2 separate regions of the Homo sapiens genome follow, and region 1 is linked to region 2. Evidence: read pairs that join two places in POLR2A ChIA-PET (ENCODE). Cell type or tissue: GM12878. All regions are shown on one strand. Links, peaks and the distances in the headings refer to the core of each region. The heading gives the core; the rest is flanking DNA. Region 1 holds the start of LOC124901347 (a long non-coding RNA gene). Region 2 has its middle 5.9 kb from the start of HMGN3.

Region 1 (6,644 bases), core at 970-4,969, 51 kb before region 2:
AAGAAATGCAAGACTGGTAATTCAAATGCTTTTGGGTGGCATTTATGGACACAACTATACATATGTACCGGAATTTCTACTAGGTGTTCATTGCCATTGCTTCTTACTCAGCTGAGAAACGAAAGAATTACTCACCCCTCACAAAAAAAATTGTCTCCTTTATTTTCCTTTTTTCTGCGGAATTTGTCAATAGCACTTGATTTGACATCTTCATAAACTCCCTTCGACTTCATATCCATGACCCATTTATTGCTAAATTCTATTCCTTCTCTCTTATCATATTGACACAAAGGGCTTAACTTTTTAAATTATTCTTCTTTCTCTCCTTGGCCACCTGAAAAGCCAAAGCTATTTTCTCCATTGTTAAAGCTATTTAATATTCTTCCAGATAAAATATCAATCTACACATTTACCATTCCTCATCTTGATTAATGTAAACTTCTCCTGTTGGCCTTACTTATAAATCACTTTCACTGCCAAAAATTTCAATTTCATTGCCAAAAATTATTTTCCATCTTTGTTCTTGTAAGAGCATATCTTTACCAGACTCTTCTTTTGTTAACTGCATTCCCCCTTAGGATTTCCATTATATTATGAATCTTGTTTGTCTTCTATGTGTTCTGCTTCCTGTCATCTTGGCTAATGTTTTAACTTTGAGGACTTTAGTCTCTGCGCAGCTATCCTTTTGAAATGTAACTCCTCTACCCATTTCAGAGAGTAGCACTCATACATCCACACGTTGACCAACCTGGGGGTTTGGAAGTCAGGAAATGTGTTCTGTTTTAGTCATCTGTGTGCCCCCAGCACTTAGCACAGGCCTCTGCTTAAAGTTGTCTCTTCACGTTCCCTGATGACTGAGCATCTTCTAGGCGCCTGATGCCCTGCTGCACTCTGGGGACAGAAAAAGGAATTAGAAGCTGTCCAGGGCTTTGATGAGCTCACACTCTAACTTCGAGGATTGTGAAAAGAGCAACTTATTATTCATTGTGATGAAGGCTATGATGGAGGCACAGACAAATGGCTGTGAAAACATAAGGAAAAGACCTGCCCAGGGGTGAAAATTTCATGAAGAAGGTGCCACTGGAACAGGACCTGGAGGGAGTTTTTACCAGAATCGAGACTCTAAGCAAAATGGTTCCATAGCTGTTGAAGTAAAAATGAAAACAAAACAAAACAAAACAAAAAAACCAGTATATTAGTAGCAAATATTCTGGGCTCCAGTTCCATCTTTGCTATTTTCTAGTCATGTGGTCTTGGGCACAACATTTATCTGTGTTCTGATTTCCTTATCTTTTAAATGGGAATGATATGACAACATACCTGTCAACAATTCTGTGAGGATCACATGAAATTATACATGTGCAAATCTAAAACATTATATGAAAATAGCTTAATTTCAATATATGCTATAATATGGTATGAAAGTTTGTATTCCCTATTGGGAAGCCAATCGATAGTATTTGTGGTTAAAAGTTATTTTTATAATATACATTAACATATATAATATAAAATTATTAAAAATTATGATTAAAAAATCAATAACTGAGAAGAGAAAAGCATATTATTTGGAATTTTGGAAGCAAGACACTAGGGGAATACCTGAAAGTGTTTGCTTTTGGGGAGTGAGCTTTGGAGGGCAAGTGTGTAGTAGGCAGGTACTTATGTATCACTTGACTTTTAAAACATTTGGCTTTAAAAAAGGTAAAAGTAAATAAAAAAGAGTGGAGATCCATCGAGAAGGGAGTTTATTTGTGACCTGGAATCCCTTGTTCCATCATACCCCCAAAGAAGAGCACAGATCCTGCCCCTTGAAGCCTGACCTTGTACCCAGATGCTCACTCTGACTTCAGGATGGGAGATTACTGAAGTTCTAGAGCAGTAGGTCCTAATGAGGGATGTACTGTGCCCTCAGGGAAAGTTTTCATCTTCTGGGGAGTCATTATTAATTGTCACAGTGACAAGGGATGGTGAGGTAGGTGAGGGGCTCTGGAGTGGGTCACTGGCATCTCCTGGACAGGAACTAGGGATGCTAGACATCTCGCAAGGTGTGAACAGGTCCACACAGTGTAGGATTGCCCTGATTCTCTCATGACTTTCACATATCCTACTGTACATTCATGTAGTTAAAAAGAAGTCACCTTGTTTAAAAGTATCCAAGCCTAGAATCTACTGTGTTTTAATATATTCACATTGAATTTTCTGAAATTTTCTTGCAGTTTTAAACATGTTTAGTTTAGATCTTTAATAAGTATTGTGTGCACCATTTCAGAAAATCATATCGCCAATAGTAACACCATTTGTAGACTTTGAGACTCCAGTGCAACTGTAGCTGTTGCATCACAGTGATTCCAAGCATACGTAGCAACATATTTATTCTCTATTTCAAAGTTTCAAGTATAAAGGAAGCATGTTGATAATCCACTGAGTAGGTTTTATTTTTCTCAGGTTGTGCATCTGTCTCTTCCATTATGTCTTCTTGTGAAGTCATGCCTAAACATCTACATATTAAAATATACAGTTTATTATAAATTACTTAAAAATTCCTATTCATTTTACAGCTAGAGCAGTATGTGTTGATTTTGAAATTATGCCTGTAGATAGGTTATATTATCTATGAACTTTATTTCAAGATAGTAAAAGAGTTTTGAACAAATATTTATTACATAAGGCAGTAAGTCTGGCAGGGCTTGAGTATAGTTATTTTAGGAAGTCCTGGAAGTTCTTTTTTGTATTTGACCTGGATCCCTACTGTCACTGTTTAGGGCCATTTTCAATTCAGTCACCTTCCCCCTCCCTTTAGAGATGGAAAAGAGCTACTCAGAATCACCTTAAATTTTTCTTTCTCTTTTTAAGTCCAAAGGTGTCAATGATGTAATATTGCCCACTAGGTTTGGCATAGCAAAGCCTTTTCTGGTTATAAATATAATTTTGCATGGTTCACAGTTCAAAATCCACATTTTTTTTTTCTTTTTTTCTTTTTTTTTTTTTTTTTTTTTTGTGGAATCAGCTGCAGGATGGCAGGAGTTTTTCTGCAGTCTTTCAGTGAAGCCTCTCTGGAGCTTCCCCGACTGGTTATGTAGAACTGGTCCTGCTTCCTGATCTGTGGGGGCCCCATGTGCCTCTACCCCAGAGCTAGGGCCCGCTCTGCATTCTACCCTTCACACTGCTAATTCACCAAGCTAATTAGGCTGGTTAAGGGTCTGTAAAGGCAGAAATCTGTTGGAGTTTAGTCTCATTCATTTCTTTCAGAGGAACTTGCAAGGAAGCTCCTGTCAGCTTTTGGAACGGGAACAGAATCTCAAAGGCTTGGCATGAGAAATAGCTGAAGGTGCCAACCTTCCAGGCCAAAGATTCTAGTCACAAAGAGTCTCAATTCAACTTTTTCCCTTGAGGCAAACTTCAAAGTATGCAGGAATCAAAAACTCATATAATGAAAATAAACCAAGGGATAACACACTTAGCTAAGACTTGCTGGAAACACATTTCTCCCACTGTACCTCAATTCTCTCTGCCTCCAGAAAGACCTCATGGTACTTAATTACTTGCAAGGAGGACAGAGCAGGTTTTCTGATGTTCACTTTATTCCAGTTGCGCCAGTTTTATTAAATAAAGTTATGTAGCTTACCACTAGCCAGGCACTGTTCTAAGCACTTTAAAAATGTTAATTCATGTAATCCTCATAACAACCCTAGGAGATAGGCACTTTTATTATTCTTATTTTACAGATGAAGAAACATGTACACATTGTCTATTTTTCTTTGCTGGTAGGTGTTTTTCTTCTTTCCTTTTTTTTTTTTCCTTACATAAGGTTTTAGGACAATGCATAATTTTCTTGTAGAACTTTTTTTTAATGATTGAACAAAATCACAAAATGACTAGAGCAAAGCATAATCTCAAAACACGACGTTTAGAGTTGTGAGTTTTTTGTTCTAGTGAAATATGAGCTACTTAAGGAATTCCATAGAAGGGCATAAACTAAAACCTCTTAGAGATTCATTTGACCATTAGGCCTAATTTAGAAGAATAATACAGCACCAGAGGTTTTAATCTCTTGAATTTCTCATGTTTTATGTGCTCTTGGCATTGCCTAATTTTTTCCCCACTAGTGAACCTCTAGGCTTTTGGGGGGTGGCAAGAGAAGAATAGCATCCTTACAACCTGTGTAAGGCTATTGTTCACACACCAATGCACATATTAAAAGAGCAAATGTCCAACTATGGTCATTCACACTTTGCTTGCACCTATATAGTACCATTTATGTGCAAGCTTTTGTGACAATTTGATTTAATGAATATCCAGCTAGTTGGTTTAAAAAACTATCATAGTTCTAGCAAAGTCTTGAGACTTGTGGTCTGTTAAAATTAGAACCCTCCTGCTGGAGCATTTTGGATTTTGAAAAAGAAAAGTATATGGCATCTTCACTTATTAGATAAATCTTCCATAATATAATTTCCTTAGGGTATTGCAATTCTTACCACCCCTATTTTGGAATTCTGAAGCACATGCCATTTAGATTTGGATTATTTTCAACTATCAATTAGTGGGGAGAGGTGGGACTACTCACCCCTTTAAAGCATTTTTCCATGCCACTGAAATTTTACAGGAAGCTTGGTATTAACTGGAATGTTCAGAGAATGTGGATGTCTGGCTACTTGGATAAGCAAAGAGTTAATGAGAAAGCCCGTTCTGTTAGAATTCTTAGCCTTCTTTGTAAAACTAATTAGCCCACCTAATGGCCTTAGAAAACAAAGTATGTAGTACTAAACATCACTGATTCTTTCTTTTAGAGAACAAGGTATTGGTATGCCTGAGGGTCCTCATTCAGGAGGACCATTATTGCTCTACAGAACTGTAGTTAGAGAACAGAGAGGACAGGACTCAACCTTCATTGCTTCCTGGACTTACCTACTCTGGAATTCTTTTCACTTGTATCTCTAAGTTTTTTTTTTCCTTTCTTTCTTTTTTTTAATCAACAAGATGCACAGGCTCTGGAGCAGCTTGCCAGGGTTTAAATTCTAGTTCTACCATTTACTCATTGCATGATGTTGAACAAGTTAATTCCCTGTTCCTGAGTTTCCTCATCTGTAAAACAGGCAAAATAGTAACACCTACAACAACCCATTACTACTCATGTTATGAATATTAAATATTCACACTAAAGCACTAAGGAGAATGTCTGTGTCTGAAATTAGGCAAACTGCAAAGTCTAATGGGACAGTCTCCAAGACTGTCCTCACTTCTGACACTAACTGCAAGCCTAGGGTGGGTCTCTAAAACCATGCCTAGTTTTGATAATCCACTGAAAGAGCTAACAGAACTTACTGAAAGCCATTACACTGATAACTGTTACAGTTTACTACAGGATACTCCTTAGAACCAGCCAAAGGAAGAGACACATAGGGCCAAATCTAGGAGGGCTCCAAACACAAGGCTTCCATTATCCGCAGGATTTTCTACTCTCCTGGTCTCAATGTGCAACAATACACATGTAATATTGCCAACCTGGGATGCTCACCTTAGCTTCAGTGTCCAGAGTATTTATTGGAGCTTCATTATGTAGGCATGAATGATTGTTTGCCCATGTGGTTAAACTCAGTTTCTAGTCTCTCCCCTCACTCTCCAATGTCACGCTAACACCACATGGCTCAAGGGCCACACCATGGGTAACCTTGTTAGCATAAACTACCAGGAGTTGTCTAGCCCACCATGAATAACAAGACGTTTCTTTCACTTGGAAAATTCTAAGAGTTTAAAGGTTACCTCCCAGAAGCCAGGGACAAGGACCAGACCTCTCTTTGGGTCAGGCCAATTTCTTTATTACGCAGGGTAAGCATTCTCCTAATGTTTATGATTATAATAGTAATTGCCCTCTTTCTCTTATAAGAAGATCAAAGAAAAACATTTTTTCCCACTTCTCTTTTTATTATAAAAATGTACAAACATACAGAAAAAAACATTGTAAGAAACACCAATATAACCACCACACATTTTGCCATATGTATCTATCTAGATGAATATGAGTATACATATGTATGCATATATAATAGGTATATTATGTATGGGTAATATTTTTGGTAAATCATTTGAAAATCAGTTGCAGCTATCACAACCATTTATCCCTCAACACTTCAGCACACATTTCCTGTGAATAACTACAAAACCACTATTATAACTTATAAAACTAACAGTAATTTCCTAATATGTAATATCCAGACTATATTCTAATTAAAGATAAAATATGAGTTAATTGAGGGATCCAGTTAGTTGCCAGACTCCTTTTCCCCAGACACATGCTCATCCTGTATCTCCCCCATGGAAGAATCTAGGGTGGCTTCATGTTTCTTGCTGTTCAAGTCCAAACACTGGTGGCTGACTTTCAAAGCTTTCTATGATCTTGTGGGTCTTTTGTGCATTGCCTATGTTCCCACGTACATTTACGTAACATTTCCAGAGTGCCTACTGTGTGCCAGGCATGGTGCTGATTGCTTTGTGTTCACAGTCTCGGTTCCTACTGCCTCATTCCATCAACCTTCTGCTCAGACATGGTGTCTCCTTATCTTTCTGCAAAAACTGTGTGCATTGATTGTCGAGAGGGGTTATTTTGTCCTCTCAGCCTTTAGAGTTTCCTAGTTCAGTAGTCTTCA
Region 2 (6,644 bases), core at 846-4,845:
TATACTATCTTAGCTAAGGTAGACCTGGATAAATTAACAGAGTTACTGACTGAGACAGAAAGAAAAAAAATAGTGAACAAACTTGTTTTCCAATTCCAGCTCCTCTCCTCTTTTGTCCTACTCAAAACTGTTGGAACTGTACACCTACTTCACATTTTTCAATCAGCAGGGCAAAACCATTTATAGTGTCATGACTATCATTAAGGAAAAGAAAGAGACAGAGACATTGACAGACACACACACGCAAACACACACACAGAGAGAGAGAGAGAGAGAGGGAGAAGGGAGAAGGGAAGGCTAAGAAAAGCAAAGAAAGGGCCAAGCATAGAAAATAGCAGAGTATATATGGTAAAGGTAAGTAATGTTTCATAAGATAATTGTTTCTATTTTCCATATGTGCTCATATAAACACATACACAACACAGATATGTATGTGTGTATGTTGGATTGTGACATGAAATATATTTTTAGTATGGTCTTGGTCAAAAAAATTGAATGCCACTGCTAATGAATGTTGTGGATCTTTGACATTCCGAAAAAAAAATGCTTAATATTAAAATTTTTTTTTTAGAGGTAAGATCTCATTCTGTTGCCCAGGCTGGCATGCAGTGGCACAATCATAGCTCACTGCACGTCAGACTGCTGGGCTGAAGAGATCCTCCTGCCTCAGCCTCCTGAGTAGTTATATAGGTGCAAGCCACCACACCAGGCTTGAGAGGAAGTTTTCAAGGGAAAGAATGACTTGCAGATCACCTCCTTCTTGAACTGTCCCTCTTTTCCTCTTTCAGGCAGACACAGGCAGGGTCCCTTAGGCTTTTGCTGTAAGTAATGACAAATTACTGGAGAAGTCAGATCCAGAATGTACATATTGTTGCTTTTGATAGTTGCAACTGTACACCTACTTTGCATTTTTCAGACAGCAGGGCAAAACAAATGATAGTCATGACTATCATTAAGGCAAAGAAAGAGACAGAGACATTGGCAGACAGACACACACACACACACACACACACACAGAGAGAGAGAGAGAGAGAGACAGACAGAGGGAGAAAGGAAGAAAGGGGAAAAGTGAAAATGATACTGTGTTGCTTCTGATAGTTTGTAATTCCAGATTAAGTTACTAATCTTCCATAAATAGGTCAAAAAATACACAGTGAAGAATTCAGGTGTGTAACAAAACAACATCAAAAACAACAAATAAGAGGTGGCAAAAGAATATTTTGTTTGTATTTTCCAGTCAAGTCTCTACTTTGATTGGGTGCTAACTTTTGAAGAGACCAAGGTTAGTTTTTACAAAGCAACAATAAGAGTCCAAGAACTAACGGTCCCAAATCAAATGAGCTGCCTGATATTAGTGCAGATCCCTAGGCCCCAGTCCCAAGGTATTGAATGGCTAGGCTTGGAAATCTGCATTTTCAAACAAGCTTTTCATGTGTTGCTTACACTATAATTCGGGGACTAGAGTATTTAATAGACTAGGCCCTTGCTCTCAACAAATATTTGCTGAATGCCGGTACTTGGATTCTGATGACAGGTATCTATAAAAGCCTGTGGAGTTCTCAACATACTTCCAGAGCAGGAGCGTAATTCTGTGGGTGAAACTCGCCCCACAGTCCTCACCTCATGCTTTTGCTCCATCTCAGTTTTGCTGGGCACAACCTGTTTATTTCACTTTCTTTCTCTTCTGTAGTTGCAAGGAACCTGAAGAGTGATTAAAAACTGCACACATCCAGATACCTAGAAAAGTGTCTTCTTCTTCCCAGGCAGCCCCTCTAGGCAGCTCCTTGGGCCCCTGGGAGATGAAAATCCCTGATCCCAAATCCTCAAAGGGAACTTACCTTGGCCAAAGCCCATAAGCCACACCCTTTCAAGGCTAAATGTCAATGATTGCATAAGCATACTTCACAACTGCATTAACAGCAAGAGGAACCAGGGCATTCTGTGACCTTCCAAGGAACCCACTCTTTGTTTTCCCAACCTTCAATCAAATTTAATATTTGTGCAGATTCTTTACCCCAGGTATGTTTTACACAGTTTTTCCACCCCTGGTACTTTTCAGGTTCAATCTCTGTGATATTTACCTCTCCTTCTTGCTCCTGCTGCTTAAACTCACAGGAGTGTGATTAATTTGCTCTTTTTAGCACCCAAATGACTATTTGGGAATGAATTAGATATGCTCAGTAGCTAGAACCAGGGATTGGGATACATTGGTTTAGCCATTCCTTTTTGTCAGATTGTTAGCATGGCTGGTGCCAAGAGCCATCCAGGCTCAAGGAGGTGAGAAAGTTAAGGGAAGGAAATCCCCAAAGTTCATGGTGAGGACACAGCAAAATAAGGACTCCATCCCATCCCCTTAGGTAAAAAGCCACAAGCTGCAAGGTGCCAAAGACCAATTAGTAGTTGTTGCAGAGCTCTCCGACTGAATTGCACATTCTTGTAAACTACTGTCAGTGCCAGTACACTCTCAAATGGGACCACACCCTTTTCTTTAAGCTAGTGATTTTGACTACCTATTTTTGGTGTCTTCTGCATTTCCTTCAAATCTCAGAATCCCTGGGAGCTTGTAAGGAACATTTAGTAACCCCATCCCCGTCGCTACCCTCAATGGTCCTGCCTTTCGGAGATATCATACCATTTTCCTTTTCTCAATGAAAGCAAGAAAATGCTGGTTTGGGGAAATGAGAGTCGAATGAATCATTCTGAAAAATACCATAAAGCAACTGGAGATGATTTTCAGGTTAGCTTGGTTAATAACTCTTGTAATTCTCAAGCACTAAGAAAGAGTTAGCCGATAAAATGAGTTTGGCCAGGTCAGAATGAATTCTAGCCACCAGGTCAGAATGAATTCTAGCCACAAGGCAATAAAGTTTTGCCCAGCAGTGGAAAACTAGCCTGCAAATGTGCCATAATCTTCAAGGCTGCTTATCTGCATAAGGCTTTTGTTGTTTTTAAAACACAGAATTGTGCTACTCCCACAAAAAAACTCTCATCCTTTTCTACCTTCTCATTCCCACTCCCACTTCTGCTGTCTGTAATCTTAAGCAAATGGGTTGTTTTTTTCTTTTTTTTTCTCCTAAATAATCCAATTTACCTCTTAACATGTCAAAAAAATTGTTTTAACCATTTTAAAAATAAATGTTTATCAAAAAGTTTGGAATTTGCAGTCATAGGCATGAATTCAAATCTCAAGCTATTGAGCTACCATCACATTACTTAACCTCTTTGAACCCTGGTTTCCTTATTATAAAATGAGAAAAAGAATGTCTATTCAAGGCAGATACCACTAGTTACCTGCCCAATATTCACACTAGCTTTCTTCCTACTAACAGAATTCTGATTTTGGCAATAGGCCTGGTCAAAACAAAACAAAACATAACAAAGCAATCTTTAGTTCCTCCAGCTCCCTGGCAGATAGAGGTTGCTATGTGACACCTCTGGGGCTAATGAAATACATGAACACACAGTCATAAGGTGATTGTGTAAGCAACACCAAATAACAGGACAAACCTAGCCGGGTAGCTAGCTGCCTTGTGCCTTTGTTCTTCCTCTCCTTCCATCCTGGAAGTTGCTAACAATGTCTGGAAGTAGAACAGCCATCTATGTCCAAAGAGAGAAGGGCCACAGTTCATGATGAAAGAGCAGAAAGGCAGGACTTGAGGTCTCTGCAGTGGCCCCAGATTGTCCAGCTGTAGTCTACTGTTAATGTTTGGAAAATAAACACCATGTTTGATCAAGGCACTTTAGGTGGATGTCTGTGATGTGCAGCTGAATACTATCCCTAACTGATACACTGTTTCATGGAACTGGTGTGAAAATTGAAGATGTTAAACCACCAAACTATGGGAATGTGCATATCCCTGAAGGATGATGCTTAACATATTTCATTTGAAGCATGTATATTATACTCCCCCTAAAATGATAAAAGAGAACACAGAAAATTTTTAACTTTTCCTGAATCCCTAAGGGCCTGATTATGAACACTTAGCATAAACCTCTTAAAATTACTTTAAAGTAGGCAGGGATAAACATGATTAAAAGAAGTATTTTATTGTTGCTATAGAACGGGGTGCTCCATAATATGGCCTATTGCTGTGTTTTACCGATGCAAATGCTGGATTGTTGCTCAACTCCATCTCAGTTTTAGTGTGACTCCCTACACTCTAGATGCTGGAGTCCACACTACAGCTGGGGTTCTGATGTAATTTGCATTTGCCTAATTAGAAGCATGAGGTATAGACAGTGGAGGTTAGGAAGAGGCCACACTTTTGCTACATCTGCTGTGTCTGCTGCTTTTTTTCCTAAAACAACATCAGCAAAGATCCCAGGCACCAGCATTGTGGATTCAGAGAGGCATGTCTCCCTGCATTCACTCTGTAGGCATAGACTGTAGCGGTGAGGTGTGGTCTGAAACTGGCAGAGACAGGGGCTTTATGATTGAGAAAGTGTTTTTATTCTTATAGAGTCCCGATACTAGTGGATTCCTGCTTGCAAAAGAGACACAGCTCCTTTGACGACCTTGTTCTGAGTGTGACTTTGGGAGACTTTTCTGAGAGTTCAACCTGCAGTCTATCTCTTTAGTCTTCTGAGCTATCCCATAGTCTATTGAATCTTTGAAACCTTTTCTCCTTAAATTAGGTAGAGTGGGTTCTGTTCTCTACAACTGAATCCAGAACTATGGAGCTTCCTTTAGTGTTGCTTACCAAATATTTCCAGCTTTCAGAGACATACTTGGCTGGGCTCAATGGCTCATGCTTGTAATCCCAGCACTTTGGGAGGCCAAGGCAGGTGGATTGCTTGATCCCAGGAATTCGAGACCAACCTGGGCAACATGGTGAAACCCTATCTCTACCAAAAATAAAAAACGCACAAATATTAACCTGGCATGGTGGCATGTGCCTATAGTCCCAGCTACTCAGGAGGCTGAGGTGGGAGAATTGCTTGAGCCAGAGAGGTTGTGGAGGTTGCAGTGAGATGAGATTGTGCCATTGCACTCCAACTTGGGTGACAGAGCCTGACCCTGTCTCAAAAAACGAAACAAAACGAAACAAAACAAAGCAAAACAAAAAACAAAGAACAACAACAACAAAAACAAAAAAGAGACACACTCTCACTGGAGCTGATTATGGAAACAGATATTGATATGGAGATTGCCCATGTGTTTCTTTCAGTGATCACAGTGAACAGAACAGAACCCTTTGAAGATCCCCCCCTCCAATGGACATAGAGCTGTCAAAGCTAAAAATGAACCTTTTATTTAAGCTGCTGAGATTTGAGGGAAATTTGTTTCCACAGGATTATCTATCTTATCCTGAAATGATATAGAACTTAGATCCTAAGAGAAAGGTGCTGCTTTAATAATAAAACAAACCCTAAAATAAGTGGCATTGGCTTAAGAGCTGGTCAGAAGGAATCAAGCAAACTATTACTGAAGCCTGGAAGAATGGAAATTATTTTTCTAGTGGGGAAAAGTTTGGTAAGACTATTCCCTACAGTAATTTGGAGGCAAAAGGCATATCTAACTTTGGGGAAGAGGTTGAAAACAGATTATCATTACTGTTTATTGCCTATTATTAATTGTATTTAATAAGACATTGTAAGAAAAAGATATATTCAGAGAAGACTTGGTCAGTTTGTAAGGGTAGATGAAAGAGATTTAGAGAGTCTACAAAGTCAAGAACTTATAAGGTTGGAAAAGGCAACTGCTTCTCAGTCTAAAAAATGAAAGGTAAAATCGATCCTTTGAGCAACAAAAGCACATTAAAACTCAGCTTTGTGGCAAGGATCAGATCACTGGTCATGAATTAGGGTATGGTGCCCAGTAATTCCTTCAGTTAGACCAAATGGCCCAGAATGACTTAAATTGGCTCATGGGAAAAGGCGTAGCTGTCACTGCTAGGCTCAAGGAACCTATAATTAGGGGAGAGGGGACAGAGGGAGAAAAGGGAGAGGCAGGGAAAACAGAACTGCTGGGGCAAGAAAACACAGAAATATGGCAAAGAAGTAAATCTAGAAAGAAACATGGGAGTAAGTCAGAAGACAACCAAGGTTAATTTTGTAAGAGTTTTACTGCTAAACAAAGGCTCTAACCTGGATTAAATGTGATTGTTGCAATTTGAGACTTAACATGGCTCTTGGACTCTGCACCATTTATAGGCAGGAAGCAGGGTGCCTATTCAGAGAAGGCTGAAAGAGGACTTTCCCAAAGGGAGAATCCGAGAATCACGGAGATCAGTGGACAGGGGAGCTCCTTTCAGGAAATCCAGCCTATTCAAGGAACATTTCCAATCCTCTGGGTAGGAGGTTTAAAACATCTGCCTAGTCTAATATTGAAAGGCCAATGACTGCTAATGACAGGCCAATGACTGCCATATGTTTCCCATTCTTCTGCTTTTTAATGTGAGTATTTGTTGAAGGTATCTTGACTCTGTTCTACTACTGGATAATGTGTGAGTGGGAGGTGGGAGGGCCAGGTCTCTGGATCAAAAGGAGATATACACAGACCTATTTTACAGGCTCCTTCACATTATCCCCTGACATAAAGACTACCATGCGTCATCCAGGGATCCTGGGTTTTGAAATTGATGCCATCACTGAGACTTTTGAGTTTTCTTCCCTCAGAGGAAAGTGAATGAATGCATTTTGTA

Evidence for each region. Peaks named below come from ENCODE experiments on the same cell type or tissue, not always from the same donor. Only the 100,000 strongest peaks of a DNase experiment are listed, where the experiment ranks them.
Region 1: POLR2A ChIA-PET joins it to region 2 with 5 read pairs; 3 of 35 experiments call an interaction of 5 or more read pairs at or near these places.

Annotation. Positions count from the first base shown.
Region 1 is chr6:79,185,995-79,192,638 of GRCh38, forward strand. LOC124901347 (a long non-coding RNA gene) reads right to left here and starts at 1,185. Exons shown (of 2, transcript XR_007059653.1): 1 at 749-1,185. In GM12878, for the core only: no CTCF peak of the experiment used is centred there; no DNase peak of the experiment used is centred there.
Region 2 is chr6:79,237,259-79,243,902 of GRCh38, forward strand. No RefSeq gene overlaps it. Among named protein-coding and RNA genes, the nearest start is that of HMGN3, 5.9 kb to the left of the region's middle. In GM12878, for the core only: no CTCF peak of the experiment used is centred there; DNase peaks (open chromatin) are centred at 2,363, 2,683 and 3,392; H3K4me3 peaks cover 486 bases.